Regions from separate parts of the Homo sapiens genome. Here region 2 is linked to region 1. A link is an interaction called in ENCODE POLR2A ChIA-PET data of the cell type or tissue named here. Cell type or tissue: GM12878. All regions are shown on one strand.

What was found. Peaks named below come from ENCODE experiments on the same cell type or tissue, not always from the same donor. Only the 100,000 strongest peaks of a DNase experiment are listed, where the experiment ranks them.
Region 2: POLR2A ChIA-PET joins it to region 1 with 12 read pairs; 2 of 35 experiments call an interaction of 5 or more read pairs at or near these places.

The regions. Positions count from the first base shown.
Region 1 is chr3:197,071,317-197,079,316 of GRCh38, forward strand. DLG1 (discs large MAGUK scaffold protein 1) reads right to left here. Exons shown (of 25, transcript NM_001366207.1): 18 at 5,270-5,369. Among named protein-coding and RNA genes, the nearest start is that of MELTF, 46 kb to the left of the region's middle. RefSeq lists a silencer at 5,998-6,198. In GM12878, no CTCF peak of the experiment used is centred here; no DNase peak of the experiment used is centred here.
Region 2 is chr3:196,271,318-196,279,317 of GRCh38, forward strand. All of the region lies in intron 1 of PCYT1A (phosphate cytidylyltransferase 1A, choline), which reads right to left. Among named protein-coding and RNA genes, the nearest start is that of PCYT1A, 12 kb to the right of the region's middle. RefSeq lists enhancers at 1,767-2,266, 3,435-3,644, 7,683-8,000. In GM12878, no CTCF peak of the experiment used is centred here; a DNase peak (open chromatin) is centred at 3,474; H3K4me3 peaks cover 1,003 bases; H3K27ac peaks cover 2,277 bases.

The sequences.
Region 1 (8,000 bases):
GGGTTTATTTTTACTACTTTTCTACTATTGAATATATCTGATATTTATATAATAAAAAGTTTAAGTTACCAAAATCTCTTCACTGTCTTTTTTTTTTTTTTTTGAGATTTCTCCTACTCACCTCAAACCCTCTAAGACTGCCAAAAGCTACGCCACAATCAAATTCTGCAGGTTCTTTCAAATATCATTTCACTTAGCTCTTCTACAATAAAGCCTCACTACTCAAAGTATGGTCCTTAGAATAGCGTCATCATAATTGTTTGGAATGTTATTAGAAAAATAAAATGTTTTTCTTCTGATAATTGAAAATGTTCCTCTTCAAAGCATTTTACCAAAGAAGACAGTCAAATAACCAATAAACATATAGAAAAGTGTTCAAGTTAATTACTTGTCAGGGAAATGCAAATTATAACCACAAAGAGTGTCTCTGCCATCCACCAGAATGGCTAAAATGAAAACACAAAACAGACATGTCAAGCATCGATAATGATATGCAGCAATGGGAGTTCATGCGCTAGGAATGGGCAAACTGGTAAAACTAGAAAACTAATTGGCAATAGCTACTAAGGCTGGACAAATGTGTATCTATACGACCCAGCAATTCCTTTCCTAGATATTTCCCCAACAGAAAGGCATATATATGCTTACCACAAGACATGTATAAGAATGTTCAAAGCAACACTATTTAAAATAGCTCCAAACATATAAGACTGAGACAATATATGCAGTTTCATATTTTACTTTTTTCATAGATAGTAAGCATTTCCCCATGTCATTATCTTTAAATATGATTTTTGATGGTTATGTAATATTACATAGTATGGATAAATCATACTTCATTAGGCACTTCCCAACTGTAAGACATTTTACCACGGTTTTTTTTATTTTTGCTGTTATTACTCAATAATATTATAATAAGCATTCTGATATATAAGGCTTTGTCTCCATCTCTAATTACATCCTTAGGATAAATTCTTTGAAGAGGATTTAGTGGGTCAAAAGATGTGCTTTTTCAGGAAGGCTGTGCCAATTTACACTCCCATACATTTACTTGTAATACATTATTTACTTGTAATACATTAAAAGCAGGCATTTAGCAGCACTCTCTCCGTCATGGGTTTTCTTTTTAAACAAAAGTCTGCCAAAGTGACAGGTAAAACATTTTGCTTATCACTACTAGGGAAATTAAACATTTTTTATATGCTTATTTCATTTGCTTATCTTCTGAGCACTCTTGCCCAGTTTTCTAATGGAGAGTTAGCTTATTTCTTATTACCTGTTAAAAACTTATAAAGATATTATCCTTGTGACATACATGGTACAAATAAATTCTTCAAGTTTTTATTTTTGTTTATGATTGTCTTAAAAAAAAAAAAAACAAAAAAACAAAAAAAAAACCTGAGTCTTGCTCTGTCACCCAGGCTGGAGAGCAGTGGCGTGATCTCGGCTTACTGCAACCTTCACCTCCCGGGTTCAAGTGATTCTCCTGCCTCAGCCTCCCTCCCGAGTAGCTTGGATTACAGGTGTGCACCACCATGCCTTGCTAATTTTTGTACTTTTAGTAGAGACGGGGTTTTGCCATGTTGGCCAGGCTGGTCTCGAATTCCTGACCTGAGGTGATCTGCTGGCCTCAGCCTCCCAAAGTGCTGGGATTACAGGCGTGAGTCACCGCGCCCAGCCTGTTTATGATGTTTGATGAACAGATCTATCTCAAATCTCTCTAACCAAGTTTTATCATTGTACTCAAATGCTTCTTCCTGATACAGTACATCATGTTTCTCTTCTGCTCTCCTCTAATACTACATCATCAATCTGAAGCAATGAAACTACTCTTACATCTTATTCGTAATGCAAATGAAAATAAGTCTGTTTTTGGCATTTAGAAGCTCTGCACAACTATGCGTACGTCTTTAAAGTGAGAAGAAAGAAAAGACATATGTAACAGGAAACCTACGTGCCTGAGGAAATTTTTGAGGTGTTGTACAACATGGAAAGTTGTAAAAATGGAAAGCCTACATGTAATAAGAACAAACCTTGTCTCAAATCTTATGTCATAATTTTACTTCTGAGCACCTTATGTATCTTTTATTGAGTTATGTTTCCTTTCAGTCTCTGTTAAAGGAATCTTACCTAGTTTTAGTCCCTTGAGCTTTTTCAAAATTACCTCCCTTAAAGCATGAAAGCGGCACGGGTTTTTATTTCTAGCTTTTCGCAAATGATGACTTAGCTGCATTCTCCCAAACTTCCATTGTACTCTCATTAGTTCTGTTTAGCAAAATTAGGTTTGATAAGACGATTTCTCTCACTGTTTTCTCTACTGTTAACAGGGAAATCAATAATTTATTTGACTCTCTTCTTCTCAGAATAAAGAACAAATGAATTCAGGTCTACACAAAGCGTTCTATGGTATCACTTCTGTTTCTCTGTCTGCTCTTCAATTAAATACCCCATTTTTCATAGGTTGTGTGAATTTACAGCAGATATACATTTTTTTTTTCTTGATATTCAGTGTTATTCCATTTCTCTTCAATAGGTTCGGTTCTCTGGAATAACTTAACCTTCTTTTTTGGGTTCTTTTTGAGTTTTGTTCCAATAAGGCCTGATGACTACCTACATTAAGTTGCACTTATTTTCTTATATTAAAGTCTCTCAAGATTTTGCTTAGTTTATTCCCTACATTCTTAACTTCAGAATGTAAGTAACTGAGGCCACAAGTAACGTCCTTGAACACATCCTTCTTCCCAGTATTTACTACTACATAATCATGGGCACCTTGTCAACTGCCTTATATCATCTATTTTATGTGATAACCTCCATCATATCCAGTTTTAGAATTTTACTGATATTTTTCTGTCTTCTCCAACATTTTGTGAATAAAATCTTGATCTGATGATCAAGTTACCAGGTGAATAAATTCTTTTAATTCCTGTGAGATGAAGCACAGAAATCTATTATTCAAGAGATCTTAGGTCACTCTCCAGAAAATAAAATCTTTTTCTGAATAACGTCGTCTGATAATCAGTTACCATTTTTCATATTATTTCTCTTCCAAAGTCTCAATCTTCAATCAGAACCAGAGAAAGAGGGTCAAGGTATAATGATCATCTATTATAACATCAATATGGGAACCAAATTCTTCATTTAGTTTCTTTTTCTATGAGTTTCCTATGTCTCTGTTCACTTAACATATAAGAAAAATCTGTGGGTCCATTTGTTGATCCATACCACCTCTAAAGTATGTTATCAATCTCAAAATAAATTCTATAGCATACATAAACTGTGGTAGTATGGTCCAATTTTAGAGGTTTTCATTGATAATTTTCCCCAAATGTAAGGGTGTCACTAGTGATAGGAAATCTGTGGCCCTTACTAAATCCTATAAAGGCACATGCAAAAATAACAAAGTGTGTCTAACAGAAAGAGTTGTAAATAAACATACTGTCTTCAATCTAATACAAACTTAAATCACTATGGTTGAAATAAAAGTACCTGCAGTTTAGATTAAAATTTCAGCATAAAAGCATAAATCAGAAAAATGTCTTATGTAAAATTTAATGTTTATTAATGTAGGTCTTAGAAAGTTAAAAGATACTGGCTATAGGCTTAATGATCAATGAATGACAAAGAAGTTTTCAAAATATTTAATAATCTAAATAGAAAGAACCATTTAGAAAATATTAGATTAAAAGATTACTTCTATCACTCACTGTCACCTAAAGTTACTCAGTAATGTTTGGTAAATTTTCAGTTAAGCAATTTGAAAACATGCAAATTAAAAATTTTATTTGCTAAAATGGCTTCTTGCTTCATTCATTCATGCCAACATTTATTGAATGTCTTCTACATACTAGACCCTGTGTGAAGCTTTACATGAAGATTAAGTAACTAGCTAGAAAATTAAACAAGAACAGCAGCAACAAAAACCAAAAACAAAGGCAACATCTTAGCTAAAGGAAAAACAAAATAGTTCTTATACTCTTGTGGTAACTTATAACTTTCTCAAAAAAAAAAAAAAAAAAAAAAAAGAGATACACAACCTATCCCCTCAATAAACTGCTACTTGCGTAGTATTCTATTGTGCTTTATACTTTTATAGTAATGCTTTTCTAACACATAATCAAAATTATTTTAAATTATTTTAACAAAAAAAAGGGGAACATAAAACTCCAAGGAAGCATATTTCTACATTCTAATAATGAGGGTACATTTAAAAAAATCTTAAAAGTTTTTATATTTTAAAAGTTCCTAGCAAAAGTAACTGTCGTAAAAATTACAAAAAGGAAAATATAGTTACGAGCAAGAGAATTTTTCAAATGACATGTGAAAAATAAAAACAAAAAGTTATGTATTACAGAAATAAAGTCCCAAGCATGTGATAAACATGAAAATTCTAAAAGCAATCTAAATCATACACCTCCTTATGCCAGAAAGGCACTACCATGAATCTCAAAATGTATCTGAATAAGGTAGGTCTGCAGATGGAGGTTAAAAAATAACTTGGGAGTATTTTGATCACTTACTCAGGCCTTTTGATCCCATGTCGTCAGGGATCTCCTGTAGAGGGTAGTCCCCAGAGAGCAAGCAATAAAAAGATAATCAAAGAAAATAGTTGTCAGTAATGCATAAAATTGGTGCTACAGTAAGAGACAGTTCCAAGACCATTACAGGTACATATATCTTACAGAGCATTTTTACATATTTCTAGAACTTTGAAATGAGCTAGCTGCTAACTGTAATCTACCAAAAGAATGAAAGTTCTAGCATGAAGGCTGATTCAGGTACAGAAGCAAAATTTTAGACCATTTCTTGCTATTTTAAAAGTAAAATCCAGATTGTCTACATATAATGAAGAAATAGGGTAAAATGTAATGATTCCAGAGAATCCAGTTATCAGACTCGCCATGTTATACCTAGAAATCAACAGGTAGCTTCTCATGTATTCATGTTCTTCCTCTAAAATATTCTTTGAATGTATGAATGTGTTTTTCATAAAAATCTTTCCTTCAAATAACTGCATTTATACATATTTATATGTTCAAGTTATAAACATATAACTGAAAAATAATGTTTGCTTTAAATTAAGAATTCCTAAGGTGCCAGAAAAAGTTAAGATCGGCATACAAATTAATTTATAACTGTTAAGTTGCCCTTGAAGACAATTAGCAACCTGCTGCAGCTCTTGAAACTGTCTCCATGGTAACAACCAACTGCAGGGCAGTAGGTCCCTCTCCATTTTATTTTCAGTTGACCACTGGATCCACATACTTACGGTCAGCATCACTTGTTTCCTGCTCACTCTGGTCCTTGTTCTTGTAGAAGGGGAATTTTCGGGAAAAGAGGTTCTTTTTACGCTTGTCATTGAATGACTGCTGAAGAAGAGAAGGAGGGGCAAAACAAAGGGATGTCTACTGTCTGTGTGTACAAAGGCCCAGCCTAGCAGCTCTGTGGAAGCTGACTCCTATGACCACAGTGTGCAGTTTGTATATGATTTTTACTTTAATCTCATATAAAGTGAATTTCTACTTTTGTATAAATTCTAACATTTTGCAACTGAAAATACTTAAGAATTTCAGACAGCATAGTTCATTTATACCTAAAAATAAAAATGCTACTTGACAAAAAAAGGCAAATCAGTTACTACTACAGTACAAACCAAGCTAACATTTGTTTATACTAATCCATGTTTTTCCAGAAAAATTTTCAAGTATTAAGTGCTCTACAGCAAAAGTTATTTAATGTTACTTTGCTGCTCAATTACATTTTATTCATTATCTTCATTTTATTTTGGCCTGACCACAGTTATTCCTTTATCTCTTTTTTTGTGGCTACGATGAGCTAACAGAAAAGTCATTATTTAAAAAGTAAACCAAAATGATTATGAGAAAGTTGCTAATGCTGAATATTTAAAAAACAAATATATATATATTTATATATACACATATACATATTCTTGGAAGAGGATAAAAGGTAACTAAATGCTTATGAGCCAGAAAATGGGAAGAAAACTAAAAGGTCCATCAAGCACACAGAGTCCAGCAAGAGACTTATCAATGCCATCTCTTAGCCAAGCAAGAAGAGTCAGAAGTCTCCTGACCAACGTGAATGCTTCAGTACTGAAGTCTCCTGACCAACGTGAATGCTATCAGTACTGACTTATTTATTCTTAAGTTCTACTCTACTTATTAAAAAAAAGTACACATAAATAATGTAGAACCACATCCAATCATTGGCACCACGTCCTTCATAGGGAATAAAAAGTTTGGTGTCCACCAAAGCCACAAGGCAATTAAGATTCTAACAGTTTATACATAATTGTAACGTGGAGTTGAGCAGTTGATTTGATGTCTCTTATTGCACATGTTGGAAACAAGTTTTTCCTTGAATGTCTCATTTGTGCATTCATAGATTTAAGAGCATGTAGCACAAGAACGATGAGGCTATTAAACAGAAATAGCTTCTTTTGTCATTTCTCTGTCATAGGCATTCATGTTTTGAAGGAAACGGGCTTACCTACCAGTGACACTAAGAATTATTATTTTTTGGAGGGGGAAGGGAAAAATATAAAGAATAGATTTTTTTGTTCTGATTTTTATGAGTTTATACACATCTTAAGATGCTGTATTATTCATTATTTTGAAGTATATTGACAAGAACAGTGTGTTTTTGGCATGCCCTTATTTTAAGCATGTGATGCCAGGTAATTAAGGTGAAGCAGCCAGGTGTGGTGGCTCACATCTGTAACCCCAGCCCTTTGGTAGGCTGAGGCAGGAGGATCGCTTGAGGCCAGGAGTTCAAAATCAGCCTAGGCAACATGGCGAAACCCCATCTCAAAAAAAAAAAAAAAAAAATTAGCTGGGAGCAGTGGTGTGCGACTGTAGTCTCAGCTACTTGGGAGGCTGAGGCAGGAGAATCACTTGAACCCAGGAGTTTGAGGCTGCAATGATTAGCTATGATCATACCATTGCATTCCAACCTGGGTGATAGAGTGAGACCTTTTCTTTAAATTAAAAAAAAAAAAAAGTGAAGTAGATTAAAGTGACTTTTAGCTCAAATTCTATGACTTGAGAAGACTTATTTTGATAAAGATCTTTATAAAAACAAGGTTAAACTTTCATTTTTACCTTTTCATATAATTAATTCAGGATTAATAAGTTCACAGTTCATTAGCCAAGCAGACTGTCTTGATTTCAATCTTAAAGTTTGAAGGCTCTGAGGAACTAGATAAAAGAGAACTCTAAGTAGAAGTTAAAAATTCAATGGACAGAAAAAGTATTATGGAGAAATCTGGGCTTATAACTATTTTATAAACTGTCAAGTAGCATTATTTGAATAAAAATCTTTGTTCAAATCCAAATTTTAGAAAGGAGATAGACGAGAAAGTGTTTTAGTGAAAAAAATTATGGTAATCTAATTTAGGGAAAAACTAAATCTTTTCGTTCATAAGAATCAATGGTTTTGAATTTAGCAATAATTTTTATATCTGATACAACTGATGTGTTTTTTATAAAAGTTTATTCATCCCTCTTACTGCATCTATAGTGGTCAGAGTCAGTTTCACAGCAAACAACCAAAAGAAACATGAAGTTTAAAATGTCTGATTCTTATTATCTTTGCAGTTAGCCAAAATGAGATATCATAAAGATATCATAATATAGGACAGAGAGAAATGCTTGTTAGTTAAGAAAGTATTAGTTGTATCACATTTAATATCCTCCAGGTGAAGAACTTATTAAAAGTGAAAAAAATAGCACAAGCAACCAAGACAAAAATGTGTAGGGAAAACACAAAACTGAAGACTTGCTACCTCCAGTTTCTCTGTATTTTCAATCAGAAGTACTACATTTAATACTTACTGTCATTAATGCTATATCGCAAGAGAGACAGTGTAAGAATTGATAAAATATCATAAATTCATGATACATATATTAAATATCTAAATACATAATTTCCACATGTATTTCAAAATAGCCAAATGAATGTTAGACATGTTAATGAGAAAC
Region 2 (8,000 bases), 800 kb before region 1:
GAATTTCTTAACTCTAAAAGTTCTATAGATTTCAGTGACCACTTCACCAGAGTTACTTGCATGAAAATTGTGGAGTAGCATAATGGTTTTTATTTACTTTTTTATTGTTTTTATTTTTTTAGGGGTCTTGCTAGGTTGTCCAGGCTGGAGCGCAGTGGCTACTCACAGCCATAATCATAGCACACTGTAGCCTCAAACTCCTGAGCTTAAGCAATCCTCCCATCTGAGCCTCCAGAATAGCTAGGACCAGCATAATGTATTTTTTAAATGTCCTTCTCCTTCTTTCCTTTTTTTTTTTTTGAGAAAGAGTCTCACTGTGTCACCCTGGCTAGAGTGCAGTGGCACGATCTCGGCTCTCACAGCCATAATCATAGCACACTGTAGCCTCAAACTCCTGAGCTTAAGCAATCCTCCCATCTGAGCCTCCAGAATAGCTAGGACCAGCATAATGTATTTTTTAAATGTCCTTCTCCTTCTTTCCTTTTTTTTTTTTTTGAGAAAGAGTCTCACTCTGTCACCCTGGCTAGAGTGCAGTGGCACGATCTCGGCTCTCACAGCCATAATCATAGCACACTGTAGCCTCAAACTCCTGAGCTTAAGCAATCCTCCCATCTGAGCCTCCAGAATAGCTAGGACCAGCATAATGTATTTTTTAAATGTCCTTCTCCTTCTTTCCTTTTTTTTTTTTTTGAGAAAGAGTCTCACTCTGTCACCCTGGCTAGAGTGCAGTGGCACGATCTCGGCTCTCACAGCCATAATCATAGCACACTGTAGCCTCAAACTCCTGAGCTTAAGCAATCCTCCCATCTGAGCCTCCAGAATAGCTAGGACCAGCATAATGTATTTTTTAAATGTCCTTCTCCTTCTTTCCTTTTTTTTTTTTTTGAGAAAGAGTCTCACTCCGTCACCCTGGCTAGAGTGCAGTGGCACCATCTCGGCTCACTACAACCTCCGCCTCCCAGGTTCAAGCGATTCTCCTGCCTCAGCCTCCTGAGTAGGTGGGATTACAGGCACCCACCACCACGCCTGGCTAATTTTTTGTATTTTTAGTAGAGACAGGGTTTCCCTATGTTGGCCAGGCTGGTCTCGAACACCTGACCTCGTGATCCACCTGCCTCGTCCTCCAAAAGTGCTGAAATTACAGGCGTGAGCCATGGCGCCTAGCCAATTTTTGTATTTTTAGTAGAGACAGGGTTTTGTCATGTTGGCCAGGCTGGTCTTGAACTCCTGACCTCAGGTGATCCACCCACCTCGACCTCCCAAAGTGCTGGAATTACAGGTGTGAACCACTGCACCTGGCCCTTCCCCTTCTTTTCTCAGTACTCATTTCCCTTTCCTCTTTCAGGGTCTTAACACCTCAAGCTTGTTCACAGTTTCCAGCTATTAAAACCCCCTCAGGGATTCTCCTTCCCCCAAAGGAACTTATTTATTATTGTCTCATTTAGCAGAGAGTTTCTAGCAACTAGCTATTACAGCAAAGTTCTGAATATTCTGTATTTCATGTTTAAGTCACAGAATACTTGGGGTGTCACTTCGCTAGCCAGAAACCTCTGTGGCCAGTGGCACCTTTGCCTGAGTTTTGCTCAGGCCCGCCGGGCTCGTTCCGTCCACTCAGCCTGGTAGGCTATGCTCAGCTTGTGTTACCAGCACAGATTCCATGCATGCCAAGGACAAGCCAGGCACGGAGCGGCAAGAGGTGCACAGGCGAGCCAGCACAGGGTCCGGCCACTGCGCACAGCCAGGCACGCCAGCTGCCAGGGGGTGAGCAGCTCGAGGCGCCAGCTCCCTGAGAGGCTGCAGCTGAACCAGGCGTACTACAAGCAGCTTCCACTGCAGGCACTGGGGAACATGGTGCTGCCCAGAAGCTTGGAGAGGCCAGGAACCACAGAGCTCCAAAGAGGGTGTCACAGCCCTGGCTCAAGGAGCTCCTAGGTCTGGGCTTCCCAAAGGGCTACAGCTCTTCTCTTTCTCTCTCCTCTCTTCTCTCTTTCTGTTGCCCACAGCGTGGCAAGCAGTGGGGGAGGGGAGGACGTGTTTCGGCTCTGTTTGTGTTTCAGCTCTTTCAGTCCCACCATTTGGCAGATCCCGAGTTCTTGTCCCACGTCCAGGAAGAATGAGGTATATGGACAACTGGAGGACGAGCAAGGTGAAGAGGTGCTTTATTGAGCAACACAACAGCCCTCAGGAGACCCCAAGCGGGTAGCTCCTTTCCGCAGCAGGTCGTCCCAGCATCTGTGCAGCCCTCAGCGGAGAGGAGACCCAGAGTGGATAGCTCCTATCTGCAGGCAGGTCATCCTGACGTCTCTGCAGCCCTCAGTGGAGAGGAGACCTGGAGTGGGAAGCTCCTATCCGCAGGCAGGTCATCCCATCAAGTATGGCTGAGTCCAGGGTTTCTACGGGCTTCAGCGGGCAGGAAGTGCATGCTGATTGGTCCATGGGCAGCCACAGGCAGCCCGGAAAAAGCATCGTAAGTTCTCATTCCAGTCCACAGAACTGGCAGCCTGGGCCCCAGGCTTCAGGCCATCCCTGGCTTGAAGGTGGGGCTTCACCAGGGACCCGCCCATTTCCGCCTAGGAGCCTGTCTGCCTCCTGCTGTCATCAACCTGCTGTCCACAGCGCCCAGGCTATTCACGAAGGGGCGCCTGCAGGCCTGAATGGAGCTGCTCTCAGCTCCGCCTTGGCGTCCCCTCCTGTGCTGCTGGACACCCAAAATCCAGAGGGGGCCAAGGCAGAAGGGGGCTGGCATGTCAGCACTGCCCCTAGCACACGCAAACCCAGCCAGGTCATGACAGTGCCCAGGCTTGGCCTCAACTTTGCTCCAAAATCAGAGCAGGCACCAGGAGCAAGGAGAGGCCAGGCAGTGGGAGCAGGCACTTCAAGCCTGCAGGGGCAGGGGAGGTTCCTGGGCCCCCAAAAGCACAGGGAAGCCCGGGTATGTAGCCACGGCTGCTCCCGCCCTGCCAACTTGGAAACGGGCAGGGCTTCCACCTACTCCCAGCTCCCAGTGGCTCCATGGAGCGTGCAGCACAGACCATGCCTCCCCGACTGCAGCCGGCATCATGGCAGCAGCCCATCCAGACAGGCCACCGCTGCCATCATTTAGATGTTGGCTTTTCAGCCCCCTGCAGGGATAGTTGCGTTTTTCTTAAGTAACACAATTTGTACAAATAAATTACTTTCTTGATACTGATGAAATTTTAGGAATCAGCCAGAAATTGGGGGTAGGGGAAACTCTATGATAAACTGTCATCTCTGCACAAGATACGGTTCAGAGAAAAATCTTCAGAACAGGTGGAAAACCAATGCCAGACAGAATGAGGACAGTCTGCTCTGCCCTACTGCCTCTCATAAGCCTGACTGAGATGTTCGTCTAAACAACTGCAACTGTGCCTTACTTTCTTTCCTCCGGCTCAACTCCGAGTGGCAATATGACAAGATCTACAAGAAACTGGCCTAATTCTTAGAAGCTGAAGGTGACACCCCATGAGTCATGGCCAACATGAAAAAATGTCAGAGTCGAAAGTGAAAGATGAGCACCACCTAGAAACTTCCTTTCATCACAAATGCAAATTAAAATGGAAGAAGGGTTCTATACATTTCACTCCGAGTTCTTTCAGTGATGATGATCAGAGCTTGTCTTCACTATTGTTCTTAATGATTCCTTCATAATATTCAGAGGTCAATACTCTCATCTCAGTGGTCTGAGTGAACTACTCAAAATGCCTAATCCATCCAATTAATGATTGTTTTCTAATTTGCACAGTACTCTTCTGTAAGTATCTGCTCAATTCTTCTAAGTGTAGAGAGACAAAATCCACTATGAGAAATATAATCAGCAATTTGGCATCTGGCAAGTCAATAATATCAGGCAGTCAAAAATATGAGTACTTACTGCTTACAAAGTACTGTATCATAATTTTTAAGTACAAACTGAACCTGGAGGACATTATGCTAAGTGAAATAAGCCAGACGAGAAAGACAAATACCACAAATGACCTCACTTATTTGTGGAATCTAAAAGAGTGGAACTCACAGAAGTACAGAATGGAATGGTGGTTACAAGAGATGGACAGAAGAGGGTGGAGAGCAAAAAGGGAGATGTCGAGTACAAAAATTCAGTTTTGAAAGGAGAAACAGGCTGGGCACAGTGGCTCACGCCTGTAATCTCAGCCTTTGGGAGGCTGAGGCGGGTGGATCACGAGGTCAAGAGATCGAGACCATCCTGGCCAACATGGTGAAACCCCATCTCTACTAAAAGTACAAAAAATAGCTGGGTGTGGTGGCGCATATCTGTAATCCCAGCTACTCGGGAGGCTGAGGCAGAAGAATCCCTTGAACCCAGGAGACAGAGGTTGCAGTGAGCTGAGATCGCACCACTGCACTCCAGCCTGGCAACAGAGTAAGACTCTGTCTCAACAAAAAAGAAAAAAAAAAAGAATGGAGAAATAAGCTTTAGTGATCTATTGCACAGAATGGTGACTATAATAAATAATAATGCAGCCAGGCACGGTGGCTCACACCTGTAATCCCAGCACTTTGGGACGCCAAGGCAGGCGGATCACAAGGTCAGGAGATTGAGAACATCCTGGCTAACACAGTGAAACCCTGTCTCTACTAAAAATACAAAAAATTAGCCAGGCGTGGTGGCGGGCACCTGTAGTCCCAGCTGCTGGGGAGGCTGAGGCAGGAGAATGGTGTGAACCCGGGAGGCAGAGCTTGCAGTGAGCCGAGATCGTGCCACTGCACTCCAGTCTGGGCGCCAGAGTGAGACTCCGTCTCCAAAAAAAAAAAAAACCAAAACAAAATAAATAATAATGCATTTTATATTTCAAAATTGCTAAAAGAGTAGATTTTAAATGTTTTCACCACAAAAAAATAAGTATATAAGGCAAGGAATTTGTTAATTAGCTTGATTTAATCATTCCACATGTAAACATATATCGAAGTATCACATTGTATCCCATAAATATAAACAACTATTATTTATCAATTTAAAAAATTAAAGGCCAGGCACAATGGCTCACGCCTGCAATCCCAGCACTTTGGGAGGCTGAGGTGGGCAGCTCACCTCAGGTCAGGAGTTTGAGACCAGCCTGTGCAACATGGTGAAACTCCATCTCTACAAAAATACAAAAATTAGCCAGACTTGGTGGTGCATTCCTGTAATCCCAGCTACTCAGGAGACTGAGGCGGGAGGATCACTTGAATCTGGGAGGCAAAGGTTGCAGTCAGCCGAGATCGCACCACTGCACTCCAGCCTGGGCAACAGAGTGAGACTCCGTCTCAAAAAATGAAAAAAAAAAAAAAATTAAGTACAAACTATTTTCTCAAGGAAGCTTCAATTAAGGCATGGAAAACACACACAGAGCTCCACCTCAAAAATGCTTATGATATAAAAATGCTCTACAGGATTCTAAAACCATGGGGTGAAAGTTTGCTGAGGAATAGGATATTTGCAGTTACGAAAAATTGACCAGGTGTAGTGGCACATGCCTGTAGTCCCAGCTACTCGGGAGGCCGAGGTGGGAGGACTACTTGAGAACAGCAAGTCAAGGCTGCACTGAGCCATGATCATGCCACTACACTCCAGCCTGGACAGCAAAGTGAGACCCTTTCTCAAAAAAAAAAAAGGCCACATGCAGTGGTTCATGCCTGTAATCCTGGCACTTTGAGAGGCCAAGGCAGGCGAATCACCTGAGGTCTGGAGTTCAAGACCAGCCTGGCCAACATGGTGAAACCCCGTTTCTACTAAAAATATAAAAATTAGCCAGGTGTGGTGGCGGGCACCTGTAATCCCAGCTACTTGGGAGGCTGAGGCAGGAGAATTGCTTAAACCCAGGAGGCAGAGGTTGCAGTGAGCCAAGATCATGCCATTGCACTCCAGCCTGGGTGACAAGAGTGAGACTCCATTTCAAAAAAATATATATATTTTTTTCTTTACCTGCTTACACTATTATGTGTTTATACTATTCCTTATCTGCTTACATACAGTTCTTCTATTTTCTAAAGATGACTTTTGGGTTTTACATTATATTCTACACTGTTCTTTAAACTGAAGTCTTTAGATCCTTCGGATTTAAAATAAAACACACCCACTGCTTTTTGGGTTTTAGTGTAAGACACTTCTTTATCTCATCCACTTCTCAGGAGATGGAAAACATCTGGGTCACAGATATTCCATAATGATAACCCTAAAAGAATTTAGAAATTATGCAAAGATTACTCCTCATGACTTTCCTCTAGAACTACTGCTGTTTAAACTTTTACTCTGGGCTGGGCGCGGTGGCTCATGCCTGTAATCCCAGCACTTTGGGAGACCAAGGTGGGTGGATCACATGAGGTCAGGAGTTCGCAACCAGCCTGGCCAACATGGTGAAACCCCATCTCTACTAAAAATACAAAAATTAGCTGAGCGTGGTGGCATGCACCTGTAATCCCAGCTACTTGGGAGGCTAAGGCAGGAGGATCACTTGATCCCTGGAGGTGGAGGTTGCAGTGAGCCTAAATCGCACGCCACTGCGCTCCAGCCTGGGCGACAGAGCGAGACTTTGTCTCAAAATAATAATAACAATAATAAACTTTTACTCTGTAGGTCTCACAAGTTTTTTTCATTTTTTCCCGGCCTTCTTATGCCATCCCAATGTTCTCTCACATCTACTAACTTATAACCGCAGCACCAAAGCATACAGAATAATAACTGATGTTTAAAATCATGGAAAAAGGTACCCCCAGTCTCCCTCATGTTCCAATAGATGCTTGCCCGGACACATCACCTTTGCTACTGAGAAAGTGTAGAGAAAAGGTGTGTGGGAGGATGAGGGCGTACTGAAGACAGTAAATACATCCTAACATCGTGTTGGCTTCTTAATTTGTTACACTGAAACTTAGGTGTACCTAAAGCCACACCACCATTACAACATCGATAACTGCCCAGTAACCATTTGGAATACCTCCAACAATGAGGAACAATATTTCTTGGACTCTCAGTTTATGATAAGTGCGCCTCTGTCATCAACCAATACCATTCAAGTAAGGTACAGTGATGGCTCTGGAAAAGGAGGTGGCTTTAAATATCTACATTCAAAGGGGAAAAAAAATACACGCACACACACAGGCTGCCTTAATATCCCTGTTTGTCCAGCGGGCAATGGGACTGGGAAATGATCGCGCCTCCTCAGAGCCAATACAGTAGGAGGCGAACATGGGGCAGTGCATTACTCAATGCCCTGCAGACTGACCCTTAGGAATGAGACAGGAAGAAAAGTATTTGGAGATAGAATAGAGAACCTCCCTCAAGAGCCCTACTAGGATGGGCCAACACTTCCTGTTTGTTTAGTGGTTCATCCTCCAGAACACTTTCTTTGTCAAAAAGGCTATAACAGCCCAGTACAGTGGCTCATGCCTATAATCCCAGCACTTTGGGAGACCAAGGCGGATGGATTGCTTGAGCCCAGGAGTTCAAGACCAGCCTGGCCAACATGGCGAAACCCCATCTCTACTAAAAAGACAAATAATTAGCCAGGAGTGGTGGCACATGCTTGTAGTCCCAGCTACTTGGGAGTCTGTGGTGGCAGAATCGCTTGAACCCAGGATGCAGAGGTTGCAGTGAGCCAAGATCGTTCCACTGTACTCCCGCCTGGGTGACAGAGCAAGACCTCATCTCAAAAAAAAAAAAAAAAAAAAAGCTAGGCCAGGTGTGGTGGCTCACACTTGTAATCCCAACACTTTGAGAGGCCAAGGCGGGAGGATCACCTGAGGTCAGGAGTTCGAGACCAGCCTGGCCAACATGGTGAAGCCCGGTCTCTACTAAAACTACAAAAATAAGCTGGGCGTGGTGGCAGGTGCCTGTAATCCCAGCTACCCAGGAGACTGAGGCAGGAGAATCATTTGAACCCAAGAGACGGAGGCTGCAGTGAGCCATGATCATACCACTGCACTCCAACCTGGGTGACAAGAGTGAAACTCTATCAAAAAAAAAAAAAAAAAGGGCTGACAGCCAG